Linked DNA regions of Mus musculus: region 2 is linked to region 1. A link is a contact called in ENCODE Hi-C or POLR2A ChIA-PET data. All regions are on one chromosome and are shown on one strand. Each heading gives the region's core, a stretch centred on a gene start or an enhancer-like site at or near the end of the contact. The rest is flanking DNA. Distances are from core to core; before and after follow the strand shown.

Region 1 (4,443 bases), core at 606-3,105:
CTCAGTTAGTTTTGAGCCAGACTGAATGCATTTTTTTTTAAGGGAAGAGCATTGAAAAATATGAACATGAGAAACTACACAGCCCCAACTGGAAGTTATTCATTAGTCCCGTTTGCAAATTAGAGGCCGTCTATTCTGTGAATGTTTCTAAGAACCAAGAATAGAACTTTGTACTCAGAGCAAAAGATATGTCTCTCATCCTTACCTACTGTCCCCTAAAAGGAAAAGCGATCACGGTCTGACTTTAGGGTAGAGATGGATTTATTACAAGGAGCACAATTAATGTTGAGTTAACTACACCTGCTCAACTCATGCCAAGGCTTGCCAGTGATAGCTTCACTCACTGTGCACCAGACTGTTCTGGTACCCAACTGAAGAACCCCAGGACAACACAAACCCAAGATGAGTAGTTTGGAGTGAGGTAAAAACAAAACAAAACCAAACCAAAACCCAACACTCACCTATGAATTAAAAAATATTTTCATTGCTCGGGGTTGTGACTCTCTATGACAAATGACTTTAAAAATTAAACATTTTAGATTAATAGTCCAGTCCATCCCTTGTCGGTCACAGAGCCTTGGAAGCAGCAACTTGAGTAGAACAAAAGGAGGAAGAGTCCCAGTTTCCCTTACTGGGCTGGGCTGGAAGTGATAGAGGACTTTCTCTGAAGTCTTCTGGGTTTCATCTAACTCAGAGCTGGTCCCACTCCTGTTCTCATCTGAGGCTGTAGTAAGGCTGAACTCCTCTCGGACCCAGGCAGACTCCTGATGTTGCTTTCATGCACAGAGTTCATGCTAATAATTGCACAAGAGAACTTAAAAAAAAAAAAACAACTCAAAATAAACGTCATAATATGTTAATTAAGTTTACAGTTTTCTGGTGGGCCATTTTCATGCTACCCTAGGGTGCAGTGTGGACACACCTGTCTGCCACCCAACCCACCCACCAGGCTCTCCAATTTCTTTTTAAAAAGTGAGCTTTCTTTGGGAGAGCCACACAGTTTTCTCTGTTCTTTTGCTGCCACTTCTGAACTCCAGGGTTTAAAAAGGATCATTTGGGTATGGAATCTCAAGATCAGGGATTTTTTTTTTTTTCCACTTCAAGGCTTTAGAAAATTTGTTAAGTTACTGTCTTTTAAGAACAGTTGAAATGATCAACCAGTTTTCTTAAGTTTTAGCAGTTTGTTGGTATCATTAATCAAAACATATAGATTAAAGCCCAGAAAAGACGTTATCATTTAGGATCACGGCTATCCCTAGTAATTACAGCTCTGAAAGAGGAATAGTTTGTTCAATCATATGAGTATTAGTCCTTTCACTCAATATTAATCATCTGTAAGTAGCGAAAGCTGGGATAACGATTATAACAGCTGCGCAGGGTATTTTTATGCGAATTGAACTTAATAAAAAAAGGGAGTTTTAATGTATGCATTTGCCCCTCCCTGATTACCTAGTTCTGCTCCCTCCAAAGTACTCATCTGGGATGGCTTGGAGACAAAAAAAAAAAAAAAAAAAGAGCGAGCGAGCGAGAGAGAGAGAGAGAGAGAGAGAGAGAGGCAGAGAGAGTGAGAAAATAAAGCTCATTACAGCGACCTGAGAGGTCTGAAGGAGATGACAGTACGCATTCCTTTAGCGTTCTGAGATTCTCTGGTTTCATTCCACATTCAGAGCTTGAAATTGCTAACTTACTCGTGATTCGACATAAATACAATTCAATGAAATCCAGGTTCTCTTTCTTAAAGACCATGCTTTACACATCCTAAGAAGCAAACTTGGACTTGGGTTCCTGCACCGAAGCCTCTCCCAGCAGCCTTGTGAAACCTCCAGCTCTGCCGCCCGCTTGCTTCACTCAGAACAAAGCCCCCGCCGCAGACTGGGGGCGGCGACTGCCTGGATTGGCTATAGGACCCTTGTGTCACGTGGCTCCGCCCCTCGGCCTATCTCACCTCACCCGGTCTGGGCGTGGAGAGAAGATGCCGAGTCGCGATTGGCGGGCCTAACGCGCGGACCGGATGACGCAGGAGAGGTGGAGCCGGGCCGAGCCTTGATTGGTCGAGGTGCGCGTGGTCACGGATCAAGGTTCAGGCTAAGAGAACCCCGGTGCAGTTCTACTTCGGTGCAGGGCGTGGAAGATGCGGAAGGTGGTTTTGATCACCGGGGCGAGCAGGTGAGACCTCCTATGGAACCCCGGAGTCTATGCGGGGGGAAGCGCAGGTCGGTGATTCACTTCGATGGGGTCCGCAGAGACCCCGTTCCCTGGCTTTCCAAGAGGTGTGGTCATGCCTGCCTCGCTTGGTGCTCGGTGCTCGGTGGCTGGCGCTTTGAATTAAACATGACAGTGGAAAGGAAAGCTAAACCGCCAGTGACTGGTCAGCCTGGCAGTGATGCTGGACAGTTGTTCTCTAGGGACCGTCAGTCTCCGAGAGTAGTTAATTGTAGGTGCCCACAGTTCACTTTAAACCTAAACACTCGGGGTGTTTAAATGTCAGCATCCATGAACTTTAGGACAATGAGGAAATTTCACTCCTGCAGCATGTTTTCATATACTCTTTCCAGGAACCTACAGAACGACCAGTCTAGCAACTAAGGCTTATCCTGATGCAGATGCCAGCAAAGTTATTCCAGGCTTGCCCATTTGACCCTTGACCTACTTATCATTTGTTGATGAAGAATGTGTGGAGGATGGACCCAACCAACTCCCCTCCTACCCCCAATTGGTTACATTGCTATTTTTTGAGGAATTAATACAGGATTTGTTAAATGCCACTTAAGCCTGTTTCAGTGACCCAATCACATCTATATTAACTAAACCAGTGGAGGGGTCTGTCTTGGGCTTTTTGTTAGTGTGCGCTCTCCTTTAGGTCAGCTGGGTTTTGGCCGTTCTCGAGTGGAAAGTGCCTGTAGAAGTCAGACCTGAATTGGTGTGATTTTGATATACTGTGGTGTGTGCAACTTATACTAAAGTTGGTATTTAAAGTAAGGATGAATAGGCCGGTATCTGCTTGGTACTTTGCTGGCAGGGCCGCCAGATTCTGTGGATTCCAGACTCACTTTGGAGCTCCCTTTGCTGGCAGTCTGCATGAGAACTTACTGTTACCCAGAATGGCCTCGCTACCAGCAGTGGGCCCCATCTGCTGCGACCTTCATATCACTCTTTGTGACCCAGTGCATCTGAAGCCTCCTAGCTCTGCTCTTTCCTGCTTCTTTGTCTTCGGCTCTATCTGCTTGCTGATTCTGCTTTCTGTCTACTTGTATTGAGGGCTTTTTTTTTTTTTAAACTCTTGGCTATTCTGCTGTGACTTAGTAGTTGACAGGGATTTAACTTCAAGCTGTGCTACTGTGTATTCTCCTGAAAACAAAACAAAACAAAGCAAAAAAAAAACCCCAAAAAACAAAAACCCAAACCAAAACCTCACCGGTTGGTTCACTTACTGCGATTTACAGTTTTCCTAATAGCAACAGTACCAAGAAGTGGTGAGAACCCTTGCCTTTGCGGGACCAAGGCACCACAAGAAAATGGGGACACGGTAAACAACTAATACGGCCCCCCTTAAAGTATTTGCTAGAGATATATTAAATCACACCCTAACAGGTGCTCCAACCCTCACTCACTGTGTCATTGAACCATATTAGAGGGGAACAACTGGATGTTGCTTATCAACATGGCTAATCGGGAGATTCCTTCTTCACATAATGTTTGGGTATTTTCTATCTGCTTGGATTTCTCATTGGAGCTCATATTGACACTGTCAAGTTTCTGAACCAGAGAGAACTGCCTTCATTTAACACCATTTCAATGAGCTCATGCTTGTGCCTGAATTCTCCCTTCAGTGGCATTGGGCTAGCCCTTTGCGGTCGACTGCTGGCAGAAGACGATGACCTCCACCTGTGTTTGGCGTGTAGGAACCTGAGCAAAGCAAGAGCTGTTCGAGATACCCTGCTGGCCTCTCACCCCTCCGCCGAAGTCAGCATCGTGCAGATGGATGTCAGCAGCCTGCAGTCGGTGGTCCGGGGTGCAGAGGAAGTCAAGCAAAAGTATGTCTCTTTGTCATAGATTGCTGTCTGTCATAAAATTAATCAAATGAGAAAGGGCAGGAAAACATTCAAAGGTAATGGGCATAGCTTAAAAGGACTCTTCTTTCCTGTGTGGTAGTATAGCATGGCATTTAATCAAACTGGACAGGTCAGGGAAACATGGGAAGGTAATGGATATAGTATATATAGAACAAGTTGTGCTGAGGGAGTCTGACATAGTGATGACATTCGAGCCCTGAGAACTTGGATTTACCCTTTCCAGTTGGCAAAAGAACTGTTGTGTCGGACACTAGATCTGTATTCTGCTGTATTCTCCGTCCTGTTAGAACGCATTCAAAATGGTGATGCTGTTTTATCCAGAGAGAGATACTACGGCAATCCTTTCAATTTTGAATATATTAATTATGCT
Region 2 (4,156 bases), core at 337-2,836, 210 kb before region 1:
GTGTTGGGTGGTCCCTCACTCCTTTCTGAAGCTAAGGCCTCTGCTTTCTCTGAGCTCTAATGCTCATCTGAGCCTTTGCTGCTGCACTCACGGCCGTCCCTTAGGAAGAAGGAGCACGTCTCTCCCCTGCCTCTCTCATTGTATTGGAATCCCTTGAAGAAATAGACTCTTGATTCCCCTGTAGAGTCTATTGTAAGTTCTACTGTAGAATAACTCAATAAATAAATACGTTTTGGACAATATGCTCTTTATTGACTGCTGTAGCCGCCAATTTCTTTCTAAGAGAATGCTTCTACCCCAGGGACTTGCACACATAAAGAAGGTCAAGAGATTCTGGGCAACCCCATTGTGGGCAGGCTCTGAATTCTTCACTTAAGACTCGGTACTTTCCAAGCTGGAAGTATGAAAACTAGAGAACACACCCGTGTTGTTAGTCTTGCTCCAGGAAGGCACACCTACCACTATCAACAGCACTGTGGGTGCCATTTACAGCTTCTCAGGCGACGTGGCGTTCTGACAGGATTCCAGAGAGCATGCAAGGCTAAGGCCAAGCAAATACTGCTAATAATATATCATGTCCTTCCTTGATCCTGTTCCACCAAGCTGTTTATCCATCTAATCTCTCAAAGCCACAAAGGTGCCTTAACAGATGGGCAACTACGTTTTTATTTACAAATGATACCCCTTGTTAAATGATATTTCTAAATGACATAAATTGATAGTAAAGTCTGGATTAAAAATGAATACGCAAGAATGACTAAGAAAACACTGAAAATGTAAAATGAGGAAGCCTATCCACCTGATGGAAAACATCCTGATATGTTAAATTTAGTTGCTTTTGACATCTCAACAAATTGGACTCTCGTTTCAAAACCTGCAAAAACCCAACATAATAGCTCTAAATATAAATGCAACTTCATAACACTGAGATTATAGCCTGCACATGCACATCTGCTGCCTATGCTGTAACAGGACAGTTGAATTTTAGCTCTCCTCTCCTAGCTAAGTTCTTGCTCTCTGGGCCGGTTCTCCCTGACTGGCACATTTTGCATGGCCTCGGGTCATCTAATCCCTTTTGATTGCATTTCGTTCACTAGTCGCTGTGCAAAAGGCAACCCGGCTGTGTCGACACCCAAGAGACTCCGAAGACAATGGCAGAGGAAGCCCGGGTCACTGGCAAACAGGTATGTGGAGAATTAGAGACAAAATCAGCTAGCTTAAGGTCACAGGCCTGCCTTGGAGGGATCTCTGCCTAGAAACCGGCGGGTCTTTCCCAACCACACCCGTGGGCGTTCGGAAATCCGTCACTTGAAGACTCACTGCCAGCGCCGCGCTCCCTACCAGGCGCTCTGATCCGCCCCGGGTGACCGAGAGGACCCGCCCTGCAGTTTGTCCTTAAGGTGGCGCCTGGCCTCACCTCCCCGCGAAGCCGCGCGCGTAGCCGGCCCCGCCCCTGCTAGTGCGTGGGGGGCGGTACCACAGACTGACAGGATCCTTGGCCATCCTATTGGGCAAGAGTCTGAGTGACGTAAAGAGGCTCCTCCTTCCTGTCGCCGGTGCCCGCCCCTTTGGCTGTTCTCGGTCGCTGACGTGTCGGGCCGGCAGGCTTCCGCTCCGCCCCTGGGCCGCAGCCACTCACCGCGGCGGGAGGGGCCGGGTGGCCGGGGCCCGCGCTCCCCTCGGCCGCTGCTCGTGGCCCGCCCCGCCGCCCCGGCCCCTCGGATGACAGTATATATTCCAGGCGGGCGCGGGACACGGGCGAGTAGCCGAGCCGAAGGAGCCGCGGGATTGTCGAGGGAGGTAGGGACCCCCTTCACGCGCGCGCTCCCATGCCTAGCGCGGGGACCCGGCTACGCGTTGCCGCACCTTGCTCGGCGTCCGCTGCTCGGAGCTCCGGAGAGGCGTGGGCTGTGTCGCGGCGGGGCGGGGATGCGCGCGCGGAGGGTCTTGGGGGAGACCTGAGGGAGGAGGCTTGGGTGATGATGGAGTTCCCGGCGCTTGTCAGCGCTGTTTTTGAGTTGGGGGAAGAGGAGCCAGGAGGGTTTCAGGCTAGGGCCCGGGCATAGTTGTGCCACTTCTGGGGTTCACCGGTGGGAATAAGTGATCGCTGTTACTGTTGGGAAAGCGCGTTGGGGTGTTTTGAACCCACGAGGGTAAGAATTGATAGTTCCGACCAGGACAGTGGATCCCAATGGGGGATGTGACTAGCACAGGACCCGCTTGCCTTCGCTTGATACTGATAGTGAGAGAGGTTCAGATTTCAGGGTTTTCCCCTCAGTTGGACTGGAGGAACGGTGAGGCTGAGAGCACACATATGCTCTAGAAGATTTTTTAAAAGTTTGGTGTGAAGGCTGACTGGCCTTCATCGGCATACTATGAGATCTGATATCCGATGGTAATGATCATGCATTTATGAGAGGCACAAGTTTAAGGACTTGGAGGTGAAGTTCACTGGGCTTGGATCCAAGAGTTTGCAGCAAACCAAAAGCATTTATCCATTTCGTTATTAGTTGACTCACTTGGCTGAGGGAAAAGACTTCATAGTCTGTCCTGTTAGTTAGTGGTTAGGACTCAAGTCAGTCTCAGTACCATTCCTCCCCACCCCCACCCCAGCCCCTCCCCTCCCCTCTTTTTTCCTGTTTCGTTTGTTTGTTTGTTTGTTTCCGAGACAGGGTTTCTCTGTGTAGCTTTGGTTGTTGGAACTCACTCTGTAGACCTGGCTGGCCCAGAATTCAGAGATCCATTTACCTTAAAGATATGTACCGCCACTGCCTGGCTCCATGTGTCCCCCCCACCCCACCCCCACCCCCCAAAGCGATTTACTAACCCACCCTGAGGACATATAGCAGCAGAGGTGGGGGTGGAATTGGGAAATACTGGACGTCCTTAATGTGGCATTTAAATTCTAATAAAGGCATGTTTGATAATGGTTTGTTGGGTATGTTGATCCAGGTGTGTTAGGTTGTAGGCACACACCAAATTTAGTCATAATTTCTAGTGCAGACTTTTGTTCTTAGTATAAAAATCCACGTCTTTTTAATTCTCTTCTCTATTGCTGTATACCATTTGAATTTAGTTACACACACACAGCTCTCAAGAAAAATGAGTAGGAGATGCAGTACTATGGTTATCGCTGTGTCAGGTAAATATAACCGTATTTATTATGAATGTTACACAACACATAAATGGACAGATTTGATTTTGGTAATAAGATTTGTGGATTGCTGGTGTTCTGGGACCAGATATCAAAGTTTACAATGAGTTGTTTTATTTGCATGAGTATGTTTTTCTCCAAGCACCCAAAGTACTACCCAGTACTTACTGAATGAGCTAGCTAGCTAGGTTGCGCTCTCTCTCTCTTTCTCCTTTTTCTGAGACAGGGTTTCTCTGTGTAGCTCTGGCTGCCCTAAAACTCATTCTGTAGATCAATCAGGCCTCAAACTCAGAGATCCACCAGCCTCAGCCTCTGCCTCTGCCCAGACCACCCTGGCCGGGAACTCACAGAGATTTGTCTACCTCTTCAGTGCTGGGATTAGCGGAGTGAGCCTCCTCTGCCCAGCTTTGAATGACTTTTAAAGGAACAGTTCTACCTAATATTTACCATAGTATGTGTGCGTGTACTTTTAGTAGAAGAGGCCTCTTTGCTTTTTAATCTTCAGGATATATGAAAAAGGCCGGGTCGTCTTCATGAGGAAATACATACACCAGGGAAGTGAAATTATTTGCACAGTGTCAAATGATGGGCAGGGGACAACTGGAGCAAGGAACCACAAACTAGGGGGACTTCTTTGGTTGCATGTGTCCCTAGTGATCTGACTACAACATGCTTCCTCCAGTGCTCACAAAAACAGTGCTGAACATGAGACCCCGGGAATCATTCCTTGGAAAATAATACAAATCTACCTCTCCCTACTGTCTTATTTTTTGAGAATTTTGTACATGTTCTTATTAAATGCTTTTTTAAAAAGTGATATAACAAGCCTTTAATCCCAGCACTCGGGAGGCAGAGGCAGGTGGATTTCTGAGTTCGAGGCCAGCTTGGTCTACAAAGTGAGCTCCAGGACAGCTAGGGCTATAAAGAGAAACCCTGCCTCGAAAAACCAAAAAAAAAAAAAAAAAAAGAAAAAAGAAAAAAAAAAGTGATATAACTCTTGAA

Evidence for each region. A loop is a pair of places that touch in the nucleus more often than their neighbours do. ChIA-PET counts read pairs that join two places held with the same protein, here RNA polymerase II (POLR2A).
Region 2: a loop to region 1 is called in a map of v-Abl transformed pro-B cells, with 2.1 times the contacts of the local background. The contact joins the promoter of Uap1 here to the promoter of 3110045C21Rik in region 1. A Hi-C loop is called at or near these places in 2 of 37 maps with a recorded cell type or tissue (T-helper 2 cell and v-Abl transformed pro-B cells). POLR2A ChIA-PET finds 5 or more read pairs at or near these places in 3 of 5 experiments (Patski and embryonic stem cell).

Annotation. Positions count from the first base shown.
Region 1 is chr1:169,966,821-169,971,263 of GRCm38, reverse strand. 3110045C21Rik (RIKEN cDNA 3110045C21 gene) reads right to left here and starts at 1,855. Exons shown (of 3, transcript NR_040438.1): 1 at 1,689-1,855; 2 at 462-814. Hsd17b7 (hydroxysteroid (17-beta) dehydrogenase 7) reads left to right here and starts at 2,059. Exons shown (of 9, transcript NM_010476.3): 1 at 2,059-2,166; 2 at 3,831-4,034. The coding sequence starts at 2,132.
Region 2 is chr1:170,172,394-170,176,549 of GRCm38, reverse strand. It overlaps Uap1 (UDP-N-acetylglucosamine pyrophosphorylase 1), which reads left to right and starts at 1,586. Exons shown (of 11, transcript NM_001305045.1): 1 at 1,586-1,800.